Regions from separate parts of the Homo sapiens genome. Here all the other regions are linked to region 1. The links are chromatin contacts, found by Hi-C or POLR2A ChIA-PET in ENCODE. All regions are on one chromosome and are shown on one strand. Each heading gives the region's core, a stretch centred on a gene start or an enhancer-like site at or near the end of the contact. The rest is flanking DNA. Distances are from core to core; before and after follow the strand shown.

Region 1 (4,000 bases), core at 440-2,939:
TATATTTTTTTGTAAAGATGGGGTCTCACCATGTTGGCCAGGTTGGTCTCGAACTCCTGGGCTCAAGCGATCCTCCCGCTTTGGCCTCCCACAGTGCCGGGATTACAGACGTTGAGCCACCGTGTCCGGCCCTGATCCACCTTTATAAATGGCTGTCTGTAGATCATGGCCTCTCACATTTTAACTGGGCTGTAGAATATGTATTGAAGGATCATCTTTATAAAATGTTTATTTGTAGACTCTGAAAAGATAACACCAGAAAGGGGGAACAATGGTTACCACTAGAAAGAACGGAGCGGAGCAGCTGATCGTTGTATCTACCTTTTTTGTTTTTTTTTTTTTTTTGAGACGGGTCTAACTGTCGCCCAGGCTGGAGAGCCGTGGCGCGATCTCGGCTCACTGTTGCAACCTCCGCCTCCCGGGTTCAAGCGATTCTCCTGCCTCAGCCTCCCTAGTAGTGGGGATTACAGGCGCCCGCCACCACGCCCAGGTGATTTTTGTATTTTTAGTAGAGGTGGGGTTTTACCATGTTGGCCAGGCTGGTCTCGAACTCCTGACAGCAAATGATCCGCCCATCTCGGCCTCCCAAAATGCTGGGATTACAGGCGTGAGCCACCGCGTCCTGCCCACGTATCTACCTTTTTATCACATGAATGTTGTACCAAGTTCGCGTATTACATATTTGAAAATAAATTGCGAAAATAACAAAAACAAAATCCATCTACTGGCTAGCTCTTTAAAATCCTGCGGGGGAGCCCAGTGGCCCAACGGCGAAGTTTAGCCCATCTTGCCCTTTCTGGTCAGTGTACCTGTTCCATTTATCTCTGACTGCGCCACTCAGTCAGGTGAGGGACCACTGGAGTTTTCTACCGGAAATGCACTTCAGCAAATGCCACTTGCTCTCTCCAACTTCAGTTTCAACCAGCGCCTACCTCAGGAAGCCTTCCTTCATCCTCCGGCCCCCGCCGCCGCTAAGGTTATCCTTTTACATTCAACCTCATAATGCTGCTTTTTGTGGCAGTCATCACAGTGTCGAAATTTGTTTACATGTCCATCTTTGCTACTTGATGGAGGGCAAAGATACACCTCATACCTAGCATAGACCCCAGGAGGTCCGAAATTGTTCTGCGAAAGAAAAAAAAATCAATGTGCTGGCCTCAAAGGGGCTCACAGGAAGGGAAAAGCCTCGAAGACTAAGGCTCTCTTCGATTCCTTCGTGACTAACTCGAGGCAAACATGCCAGGAACGCGGCTCTCCCCACCCGCTCCTGCATCTGCGCCCGGGGATCGCCGGATTCCAGAGGGGTCCCCTCCACCTAGCGCGCGACGACTCCCTCTGGGGTCCCGGAAGCCCGGCCACCGACCCCACAGGCGGGCGTGGCCTCAGAGCCCTCTTCTGAGCACGGCGTGGGTATCCGCAGGCGGCCATGGACGGTGATCACAGTGACCAGAGGGACAGCGCACCCTCCGGTCGAAGCGGGGTAGGCGTTGGCAGGGGAGGGGCGACGAAGACTGGCGAGGTTCAGGCGCCAGCCAAAGAACCACTCTGCTAACTTCCTGGCACTTACGTTTCCTACCCGGGGCCCAGAGTCGGGCGGCGGTCTTCCAGCACCACGAACTCCAGTACTGGTCTGCGTTGTAGGGAGCTGGAAGCCCGACCCAGCACTCCTCAGCCCCCTGTGCCCCTCCCTCTGCTCTTTCCGCCCCTCCCTCCGCCCCCCTCCGCCCCCCCCTCCGCCTCTCCCTCAGCCCCGCAGCGCCACCGACCGCGTTCCCCGCCCACTTCTTACCCGCGCGCGTCGCCGCCGCCGCCTGAGGGGGCGTGGCCTCGGCTCGGCGCACAGTCAGCCACGGTCCCATCCTGCTCCGCGCCGGTCAACGAGAGCAAACCCAGTGACTCACCTCCGCCGTGCTAACTCCTCGCTAGCTCTCCCTCTCACACACGCTCACACCCGGCTCGAGATGGCGGCGGCGGCGGCGGCGGCGGGGGACTCGGACTCCTGGGGTGAGGAGAAGTTGCTGGGGCAGGGCCCGGGCCGGCGCCGGCCCCACGCAGTGGCAGGCACTAACACGGCTCGCTTTCTTCCGTAGACGCCGACGCTTTCTCCGTGGAAGACCCAGTGCGGAAGGTGGGGGGCGGCGGCACTGCCGGCGGGGACCGCTGGGAAGGCGAGGACGAGGACGAGGACGTCAAGGTGGGTGCGGGCTAGGGCGCCGGGCAGCGCGGAAGCGGGCTGGCGCTGTTGCCGGCCGACTCTGGGCCCCGGGTCGCTGCCGGGGCCTGCGGGCCGTGGGTCCAGGCGCGAGCATAGGGCCTGGCGGTGCTCTCTTCCCCTCCGCTTGCCGGCCATGTGTGGGCCGAAGACTGGCAGCGTGGCCTCCCGGACTCCCTCGCCGGTTGAGAGTCTGCTCTCCGGCGTGGATCCCACCCGCCGGCTGGCGACGAAAGGTGACAGCATCGGCCGGGTCGGCCCACGTGCAAGCTTCGCGGTCCGGAGCCTCTCGCAGGAATGAGACCGGGAAGTTGGGAATTGAGCCTTGTAGCTTATCCATATGGAAAGCCTTGAGACTCGCCTGTCTTTTCGAGCTCAAGTCAGCCCAGGGCCAGTAACTCATTTATGACCCTGAGGTCTACTTATACAGTTTGTTCGAGGGATTAGATGAGTGAAATATTGTAGTTGAATTTCAACCTTTTTTTCCCACACGAGACAGCTAGAAACAGTAAAGGGAAATAACTTTTGGCTCTCCCTTCCCCCACCCTGTGGTAAAAAGAATGAACTGACCACTGAGATAGCCCGCAGTTAGTGGACAGAAACCCAGGTAGTTCACACCGTGACCTGAGAAATGGAGAGACGACAGTTACTCAACTACACACATACGACACCTAAGGAAATATTGAAGATTTGGTGGTGGTTGTAGATGACGGGCCCGTGGTTTTTTGTTGTTGTTGTTGTTTTGTCTGTGCCTTGTAGATAATCATTTTTACCTCAGTCGTTTGATTTTGAAAACTCCGAAGGGTTCATTATACAGCTGTAAGTGACATTTACTTCTACATGGTTTTTTTTTTTTTTTACAGTAGTTACAGAAGTCTCAAATCCAAAATGTTAAGACTCTTATTAACAAAGTTCTCAAAATCTTGTTATATTTGTGCAGATAAAGTTTTGTGTGAAATGGAAAATGATTTTTTTTTGTGGTTTTGCCTAATTTAGTGAATTTCTCCTAATTTATAAACACAAACGGAGAACCCTATAAATCCTGCCTGGGCTGAAAAGTTTAAGCTAGATAATCACTATGAACTTAATAGGAATGTTGTTTTGAGTTTTTCTGTTCTCTCCCCAGTCCGATGAGGTTGGATGTGTGGATGTCCGATTTACTGACAGCCTGAGGTTCAAGAATGTTGTGAGCTTTGCACACATTGAAGTTAATAAATCGACTGGTTATTGTTTGAAGACACTCAGATGCTTTATTTACATGTTGTAGAAACATGGGACTAGATTTTGTTACCAGCCGCATTACAAGATATTAGTTACCCCTCTACATTGTAGCAGATTTTCAGTTTTGAGCCTTGGGTTCATATTGGTCCTTTCATTTTTTTCCATGCATATAGGAAGTGGCAGTTAAGACATCTGTTATGAAATTTGGGAATAAATTAACAAATGCAGAGAAAAGATTAGAGATATTAGGAAAGAAGTTGCAGAAAATGAAGTTTTAATGGATAGTCTAGACTAATGTCATGGAATAACTTCCTTGGGATTAAGGGATCTAAATGGTATCGATCTTGATGAATATAATTCTTTTTTTTTTTTTTTTTGAGATGGAGTTTCGCTCTTGTTGCCCAGGCTGGAGTGCAATGGCGCGATCTTGGCTCACTGCAACCTCCACCTCCTGGGTTCAAGTGATTCTCCTGCTTCAGCCTCCCAAGTAGCTGGGATTACAGGCACGCACCACCACGCCTGGCTAATTTTGTATTTTTAGTAGAGACGGGGTTTCGCCATGTTGCC
Region 2 (4,000 bases), core at 560-3,059, 1.4 Mb before region 1:
TTATCTCCAATTCCAAATTAGTGACGTCCAGAATGATGGGGTTTTATTGTATTATCTGGAAAAAATTAATGTATCAAAGCTTTAAATAAATATTAGTCTTCAGATACAAAACTATAACAATTCTTCTGACCACAGCAGTTTCCCCACTCCTTCTAACAAGCAAAACTCACAAACTACCATTAAAATGTTTCAGTTGCTTTTAAATTTGTCCTACCTCCTCATTCCTTATCATCTCAAATAAGATGCTTCCTCCTTCAGGAACAGTAGTGAAGTGAATTTGAACTGCTATTTGGGGTGGAGGAAAACGGCAAGCACTGACATAGTCAGTGGCCAAATCCTTTTTCCAACTCCCTCCCTACCTTGTTCCTACCTCCTAGACAGTCTCTTCAGTCCCTGGAGTTGACTCATGCCGTAGCTCCCTCTGTAGTTCCCTCTGTTCTCGCATAAAACAATGTTCAATTGTATGCAGGGTTAAAAAAAAAAACAAAAAACCTTCAAGAATGCTTTTAATCTGTAATCCCAGCACTTTGGGATGCCGAGGCAGGTGGATCACCTGAGGTCAGGAGTTCGAGATCAGCCTGGCCAACATGGTGAAACCCCGTCTCTAATAAAAATAAAAATAAAAAAAATTAGGCAAGCATGGTGGCAGGCACCTGTAATCCCAGCTACTCAAGAGGCTGAGGCAGGAGAATTCCTGAACTCGGGAATTTGCAGTTCAATTCCTGAACTCGGAAGGTTGCAGTGAGCCGAGATTACACCACTGCACTTCAGCCTGGGCAACAAGAGCAAAACTCTGCCTCAAAAAATAAATAAAATAAAATAATGTTTTTATTAAACTACAAGCCAAAGAAACTTCAGAAAAAATGTGTATATCCCAAATCTCTAAATGCTGCTATTTAGAAAGACAAACTAATAAAACATCATGCGGTGACAGATATTTGAATATTTTCTACATATCTCCACACTAGATGCCCTGGGCATCCAGAACATTCCCTAACATTGCCCCCTACTCTTATCTTCCTCGGCAGCTTTCTCCCTGTAGCTAGTGACTCAAATTTGTTCACTATCTGTGCCTTCCCATTCTTTCAAAATGCAAGAGCAAAGTATAGATTCCGACATCAATTAATGGTATTGCTCTGGCTTGAAATGTTTGGGAGTCCTTTCTTCACCTTTAAAAAGTAGCGACAGATGATGGGTTTCTCCACTGAGGGTTAGGCCTGGGGTTCCCAAGATGCTATACGCAAGGACAATTACTACACCTCACATCTAGACATGACTTGACAGTAGCAGCACTACCTACCAATATCAGGTCCCGGCCAGCAGGCTATGCAATAAAATACCAGGTGCTGCGTTCCCATCATCAAGAGTAAAGGGTTAGTACTGCTTCTATACGAAAATGGCTCTTGCTCCAACCCCGCCTCGGCCCCCACATCAAACCGTCTAATAACATCACTGGTTCTTTCTACTTCAGAATAGAGACATGCACACTTGAGATCATCAAGAATAATACATAACAAAGTCATTATATTCCGTAGACTTGGCTGGCAGAAATGTGGGTTGCGACTAACTTTTTATTCGGTGGCTTCCTTCCAGATCAATCCAGATAACTCCCCCTCCCCAGAGCCGCCATAAGGGGTGAAGCCCCACATCCTCCTAAGCGCAGTAGGGAGGGACCGGGGGGAGGACAAAAGAGACTTGCCTATAGGGACTTACAGATGCCAGACGCTGAGGGGTCTGGGGTAACTCCGCGCTGATTTCCATCCTCTCAGTACCTCCAGCCTCCTCGTCCGCCATCTTGAGGGAAACTGACGCCTGCAGTTGCCGACCCCCGGCCAGAGGCAAGCGGAAACCTGTGGCCGGTCGGAGAGACAGGGACGACACTTTTACGACGGCCCCTGAAGTCGGGTTTGACGCAGACTCGAGGAGTGGCTTCCGGCCCGCTTCCCGGAAGCAAGCGTCACGACGTGAAGGGACTGGAGATTTTTTTTTTCCCCTCTAATTTATCAGGCGTAGCTCTTGGTAGCTGAATGGTTGTATATCTGGGTTTGGTGCTGGGAACTGTTGCATCTACGAGGTAAAAAAAACAAAGTCAGCGTCCATTATGAAAGGAAGAAAACTTGTCGGGGGCTAAAGCAAGAACCTGTCCTAGCTGGCCGGTTGTTGGCCTGGGGATGTTTTGTATCCCAACCTCCCTGCAGTAGTTCCCCAGAGCCTACAAAATGAAAAAGAAAGTACTCACACATCTTCTATTTTTAGGATTCTACCCCGTGGGCACTTGCACATGTGTACAAAAAAAGCTCGGGATCCAGCTTTATTGGGGGACACGGGGGGAAATAACAAAAAATTGGAAACCTAGTCATTCATCGATAGAGGAAAGACAAGATATACTATGGTACATTCGCATTTTGAAATACTGTGCAGCTCTTGAGCAAGATAAATCTGCGTGAAAAGATCAAGATAAATTGAGAGAAAAAAAAGCCAAGTTGCTGCAAACTATATATTTGCACACATAGGCATTTAAATGTGAAGGAGTAAGTCTGAAAGGGGAAAGGGCAAAGTAGTAACTCTGAGGGCCAGGATTCGGATTGGAGGAAGAAGGTGGTCAAGAGCTACTTTACCTTCATTTGTATTTTAAATTTTTTACAAAACAAATAATTTTAAAGTATATTTTTAACAAAGGGAAGAAAATAAAGCTCCAAACAATGTGAAAAGTAGAGGAGGCTTTCCAAATGCTGTGGTCCACCTTGATTTATAGAACTTTCCTGCCTAAACAATGTTTCTGCTCAAATGAACTACTTCCTGGGTGCTAAAATACTGTTTTTCCAGCCTTTTTTGCCCAACAACCACAATAAATACATTTTACATCTTATCACGGTACACCTATACAAAATTAAATGGGTATATATAGAATATGTATATATATACTGAAACTTAAATTTTCTGAAACAATACTTCCAATATGTCATATTTTCTATTCAATTGCAATATGTTTATGCATTTAAGCCAAAATACTGGTTGTAGTTATTAAAGTGATACTATAACCCACAATAGGTATTGTCCCACATTTTGATAAAAATTGCCCTAAAAGTTACCTTGTCCCTTCCTGTCTCTATGCTTTTACTTCTGTAGTTCTCTTATGCTACCCCACGCTCTTCTCTTTTTCTTCTTTCATTCCTAGATAAATGAAATAGACTAGAACGTTCAGAAATAGGTCGGGGCAGTGGCTCACGCCTGTAATCCCAGCACTTTGGGAGGCCAAGGTGAGTGGATCACCTGAGGTCAGGAGTTCGAGACCAGCCTGGACAACACAGTGAAACCCCATGTCTATTAAAGATACAAAAATTAGCTGGGTGTGGTGGCAGGTGCCTGTAATCCCAGCTACTCAGGAGGCTGAGGCAGGAAAATTGCTTGAACCCAGGAGGTAGAGTTTGCAGTGAGCCAAGATCATGCCACTGGCACTCCAGCCTGGGCTACAAGAGCAAAACTCTGTCTCAAAAAAAAAAAAAAAGAAAAAGAAAAAACAGAAAATAAAAAGAAATAATAGCCACTTATCAACATCTTAATGTAATCAAAGCACTAGTATATTAATAACACTAGCTATATATTAATAACAATCCTTTAGGTAGATGTTACTACTTCTATTTTACTGTCATGAGAAACTGAGAAAACTGAAGTTTAGAGAAGTTACATAATTTGGTTAGGGACATGCAGCTTCCAAGTGACACAGCAGATATTCAGCCAGCACAATGGCTCACCCCTGTAATGTTAGCACTTTGGGAGGCCAAGGCGGGAGGATTACTTGAGCCCAGGAGTTTGAGATGGGCAACATAGCAAGACTCCCACCTCTACCAAAAAATAATAATAAATAAAATCCAGTTCAAATGACTCACAAGGCCCTATTCTTATCCATTTCACTTTATTACTTTATACCAAATTCAAGTATTTTACACATGAAAGATAACAGCATTTCAAGTGAGAAGGAAATTATGAACTGCTTATT
Region 3 (4,000 bases), core at 498-2,997, 1.0 Mb before region 1:
ACTAGGAGGAATGCTTATTTTGTTTCACATGCACAAGACAGATCATGATTTGAATAATGTAGGTATAAAAATTATTACCTTCACAAAACAGTTTCCAGCTATCAGTACTATTACAATACTATCTAATACAACCCTCAAGTCCCATTTCCTAATCCACAAGAAAGAGATTAATCCTTTTATCCTTGGGATGAGGCAACAGGTACAGATAAAAGAACAAATCTGATAATACATTTAAATAAACCCCTTCAAACACTGTATACCTGCTTGTCCTGTTTGGCTGAGGTAACTGCTCAATGACCTGACTGATGGAACCACATGTGTCCAAGTTAGAAGAATCCACAGGGTCTGAAAAAAATAACTGGATATTAGCATGAAAGACATTTACCAACAAACCTTAATACAAAATCAGGAATACAGACAATACCAATCTAATCAGTGACACTAGCACATCAACTTTTGAGTGACTACTACGCAGATACCACAGTAGGCTTCCTTACATACATTCGACACAACCACATAAAGTTTAAATCCACCCAGCACCAACAAGAGCACCCAAAAAATGCAAAGGGGACAGATAGCTTTAAACACCTCACCTGCAACCTTGTTTTCTTTCAAATGTTCATTGAACCCACTATTACCGTCTCCTCGTTCTTCTCCAGCTGTTTGTTCAGGATTGGACACAACATCCTAGAAAATACACATACAAAATATCCCCATTATATATGAAATAGTTCAAAATGAAACCTACTATTTGTGAACAATTTTTCCAATCAACTTTATTGAGAAGGTAATGATCTTCTAAATACTTATGTTTGCTGGTTTTCGGTTTAAAAAAAAAAATCTGCTCAATCTTCTTCAAACAAGGTATCACTCACCAACACAGGATTTTCTTTGTGCGTCTGGAGATTAGGAAGGTGTCGAGATAGCATACTGAAGTGAGAACCAGAATCATCCTCTAGAACCTGGCTTTCAGGCTGAGAATCTTCAATTATCAGGCAAGGAGTATCTTGCTGAGAGAAATCTGAATCCAACTGACTTCCAGTAGGGTCCATCTGCTCCCCTGGAATGGAATAACAAAAGATCAGTTCCGTGTAACCTACTAGCCTTGCTCACGCAGTCTAAACCTAAATAATGGGGCGGAAGTACAAGAGCTGGGAAACGGGACCACTTCAGGACTCCTCCAATTAGAATATTATATTTATAATTGCTGCAAGCACTTTCCTATCATGCCTACCAAGTCACCATTCCTCGTTATTTACAATAAGCCTGACTATCCCTCCCTATTTTTCATCACCTTCTCGTAGACACCCTTTCCCCTCCTTCCTAACCTCTTCTCTCCCCGCCCCTTTTTCCATCCCCCCCGCCACGTCCTTCTGGCGCCTCTACCTCCCCCCAAAAGAATGTTTTCTAAAATCTGTTCGCCAGAGGCCCCACAGCCTTTCAGCTTTCCTCACGACCACCAAGCCTTCTTAGCTAACGTTTCCCCACCCCCTCCTTAGGGCCCTCCAACCCCTTCCCCGTCACCGCCGCCATGCTTGCCACCCCGCCCCCTCCGGTCAGCCATCCCTTCAGACCCGAAATCCAGGCCTTCAGAGCCCACTGCACTCCCATTTCTCTCCAAACAGTACCAGGCATCCCGGCGGGAGGTCCCTCGCGCTCGAGCTAGAGGTCTCTGCACGCTCCCCAAGTCCCTCCAGATCGATCCCTAGGTCGCCGCTGTCGCCACCGCCGCCACCGGCCGCGAACTCCCCCTTTCCCGTCACGTCACACAATATCGGATCGTCCATTCGCTGCCGCCGCCCGCCACTCAAGAAATCCCGTGGATGATAGGTAGCTGCGGCAGAGTGCCCTGCCCCACGTAAGAAAAAGGAACACGGCGGCGCGTTTCCATGGCAGCATGGACGTTGCAGGCCCTCCCCTTTAGTAGAGCCGGAGAATGACGGTATCCTTGAACCGAAGGGACCTTGAGAGGGCGTGAAATACCTTCCCCTGCTTCCAGGACGATTGCATTTACCACTACTCAGACATTTCAGTACCTCTACCTGCTTTTTCTCGTTCACGCCCCTTAATCCCCGTCCCTCACCCTCTTTCCTGGAAAAGGAGAGAGTTTCCCAGCTTTCTCATAACAGGGCAAAGAAGAAGCGGCTTGAGGATGGCTAGGTACTTCAGAGCTGGTGAACCCAACAGAAGAGACTCTTTCTTCTTTGACACAGGGTTAACCTGTGTCAATCAGGATCCCTTTTGTGGGCCTCTACCCTGAATCCAAGGGCCTGACATTACATCTCTGCCAGGGCGTTTTTAGTATTTGTTTGTTTTTACATTGTATAAGGGCTCCAGTAAGCCATATTTCTTCCCATTGCCCTTTTCCGCCTAGGACGTATTTCAAGCTTCACACTTGTTTATCGTTGCCTTATCTTTTATGGGATTGCCTGCAGAGACTACAGCCCCAGACATATTTTGCACCTCCCATTGAGAGAATTGAGCACTGTCATTCTCAAACTCCATGGTAAAGAGAACAGCTGCCACCCCTTCTAACTAGATGACCTCAAAGATACTTCCAAACCCAGAGATTCTATTATCCTAATTATGGTGCCAGGGTCTTAAAGAGGGTGTGGCAGCTGTGACGAGTCTTAATGAACTAAGCCCCATGTGGCATATGTGTTTGTTTTGTTGTTGTTGTTGTTGAGGGGTGGGGGTATATTATTTAAGTGGCAGTTGGATCCAGGATAGAATTCTAGCCAGAGCAGCTGTCAATAGGGAAAGCACCTAGCACAGTGCCAAACATATACATAGTAGGCATTCAATATGAGGCAGTTTTCTCTTTCTACCCCAGGCTCAGATTTATTTCGGCACAGCCCAACCATGATTCTCCATTTCTGTAAATGCCCAATTCAGCACGTGATATAGGCAAAGCTGAAGTGGAGCTTCCTACCAGTCTTCTCACTGCTGCTATAAATTACAGTGATCCTATTTTCCAAACCAAATTCAAAGCATGTTGTCTGAATACACGTTACTTATGGGAACAAAAGGACTGACTCCTTGAAACTGTCCTGAAAAATCTAGAATCTATTACTGCTATAACTGGAATATAATTATGGTCGCCAGTATGTTTTATTAGTGGAGCTAAAATGAAATGGACCACACAGAGATGCATCTCACTTCTTAATCTTAAAATCATTTATAATTGACTCTTTTCATACTCCACTCCTAAAGCTGCAGAACACCAGTGACTAAACAAATCTAATACTTAAAGACCAGGTTAGAGCAATACTAACTACACTAGCTGGACAAAGTGAGTTCATCTGCTCTATTTGAGAGGGCACAACCAACCAGGTCCTGTTATGAGTAAATCATGACCTTGAGTCCCATAAAAATCCCCCAAAAGTTACCATTTTTTTGCTTTTCTTCTCCAGCCTGCTTCTGCTTCCTCCCCAAGTGAGGCACAAATAAACAGATCTGTTTGATTACTTGACAAGTGTGTTTGTCGAAACATAAAATGGCTGGGCGCAGTGGCTTACACCTGTAATCCCAGCACTTTGGGAGGCAGAGGCAGGTGGATTACTTGAGCCCAGGAATTTGAGACCAGCCTGGGCAACATGGCAAAAGCCCATCTCTAAAAAATATACGAAAAAAATTAGCTGGGTGTGGTGGCATGTGCCTGTAGTCCCAGCTACTCAGGAGGCTGAGGTGAGAGCATCTCCTGAACTAGGAGGCACAGGTTGCAATGAGCCAAGATTGCAACACTGTGCTCCAGCCTGGGCAAGAGAGTGAGACCCTGTCTGAAACAACAACAATAAAAACCTAAAAACCGCCAGGCGCAGTGGCTCACACCTGTAATCCCAGCACTTTGGGAGGACGAGGCGGGCGGATCATGAGGTCAGGAGATCGAGACCATCCTGGCTAAGATAGTGAAACCCCGCCTCTACTAAAAATACAAAAAATCAGCTGGGCATGGTGGTGGGCGCCTGTAGTCCCAGCTACTCAGGAGGCTGAGGCAGGA

Evidence for each region. A loop is a pair of places that touch in the nucleus more often than their neighbours do. ChIA-PET counts read pairs that join two places held with the same protein, here RNA polymerase II (POLR2A). Pooled maps may share reads with other maps.
Region 2: a loop to region 1 is called in a map of naive thymus-derived CD4-positive, alpha-beta T cell, with 13 times the contacts of the local background. The contact joins the promoter of UBR1 here to the promoter of EIF3J-DT in region 1. A Hi-C loop is called at or near these places in 1 of 168 maps with a recorded cell type or tissue (naive thymus-derived CD4-positive, alpha-beta T cell) and 4 of 50 pooled maps. POLR2A ChIA-PET finds 5 or more read pairs at or near these places in 1 of 52 experiments (PC-3).
Region 3: a map of CD8-positive, alpha-beta T cell shows a loop between it and region 1 (14-fold over the local background). The contact joins the promoter of TP53BP1 here to the promoter of EIF3J-DT in region 1. A Hi-C loop is called at or near these places in 2 of 168 maps with a recorded cell type or tissue (CD8-positive, alpha-beta T cell and naive thymus-derived CD4-positive, alpha-beta T cell) and 5 of 50 pooled maps. POLR2A ChIA-PET finds 5 or more read pairs at or near these places in 1 of 52 experiments (activated T-cell).

What each region holds. Positions count from the first base shown.
Region 1 is chr15:44,535,234-44,539,233 of GRCh38, forward strand. It overlaps EIF3J-DT (EIF3J divergent transcript), which reads right to left and starts at 1,690. Exons shown (of 2, transcript NR_034170.1): 1 at 810-1,690; 2 at 1-241. EIF3J (eukaryotic translation initiation factor 3 subunit J) reads left to right here and starts at 1,914. Exons shown (of 8, transcript NM_003758.4): 1 at 1,914-2,004; 2 at 2,091-2,194. The coding sequence starts at 1,962. RefSeq lists enhancers at 582-1,369, 1,057-1,506 and silencers at 1,677-1,846, 2,037-2,346, 2,367-2,416.
Region 2 is chr15:43,104,229-43,108,228 of GRCh38, forward strand. It overlaps UBR1 (ubiquitin protein ligase E3 component n-recognin 1), which reads right to left and starts at 1,810. Exons shown (of 47, transcript NM_174916.3): 1 at 1,714-1,810. The coding sequence starts at 1,794. RefSeq lists an enhancer at 1,629-1,908.
Region 3 is chr15:43,491,409-43,495,408 of GRCh38, forward strand. TP53BP1 (tumor protein p53 binding protein 1) reads right to left here and starts at 1,748. Exons shown (of 28, transcript NM_001141980.3): 1 at 1,629-1,748; 2 at 876-1,060; 3 at 594-687; 4 at 261-345. The coding sequence starts at 1,635. RefSeq lists enhancers at 774-1,482, 1,483-2,189, 3,686-4,000.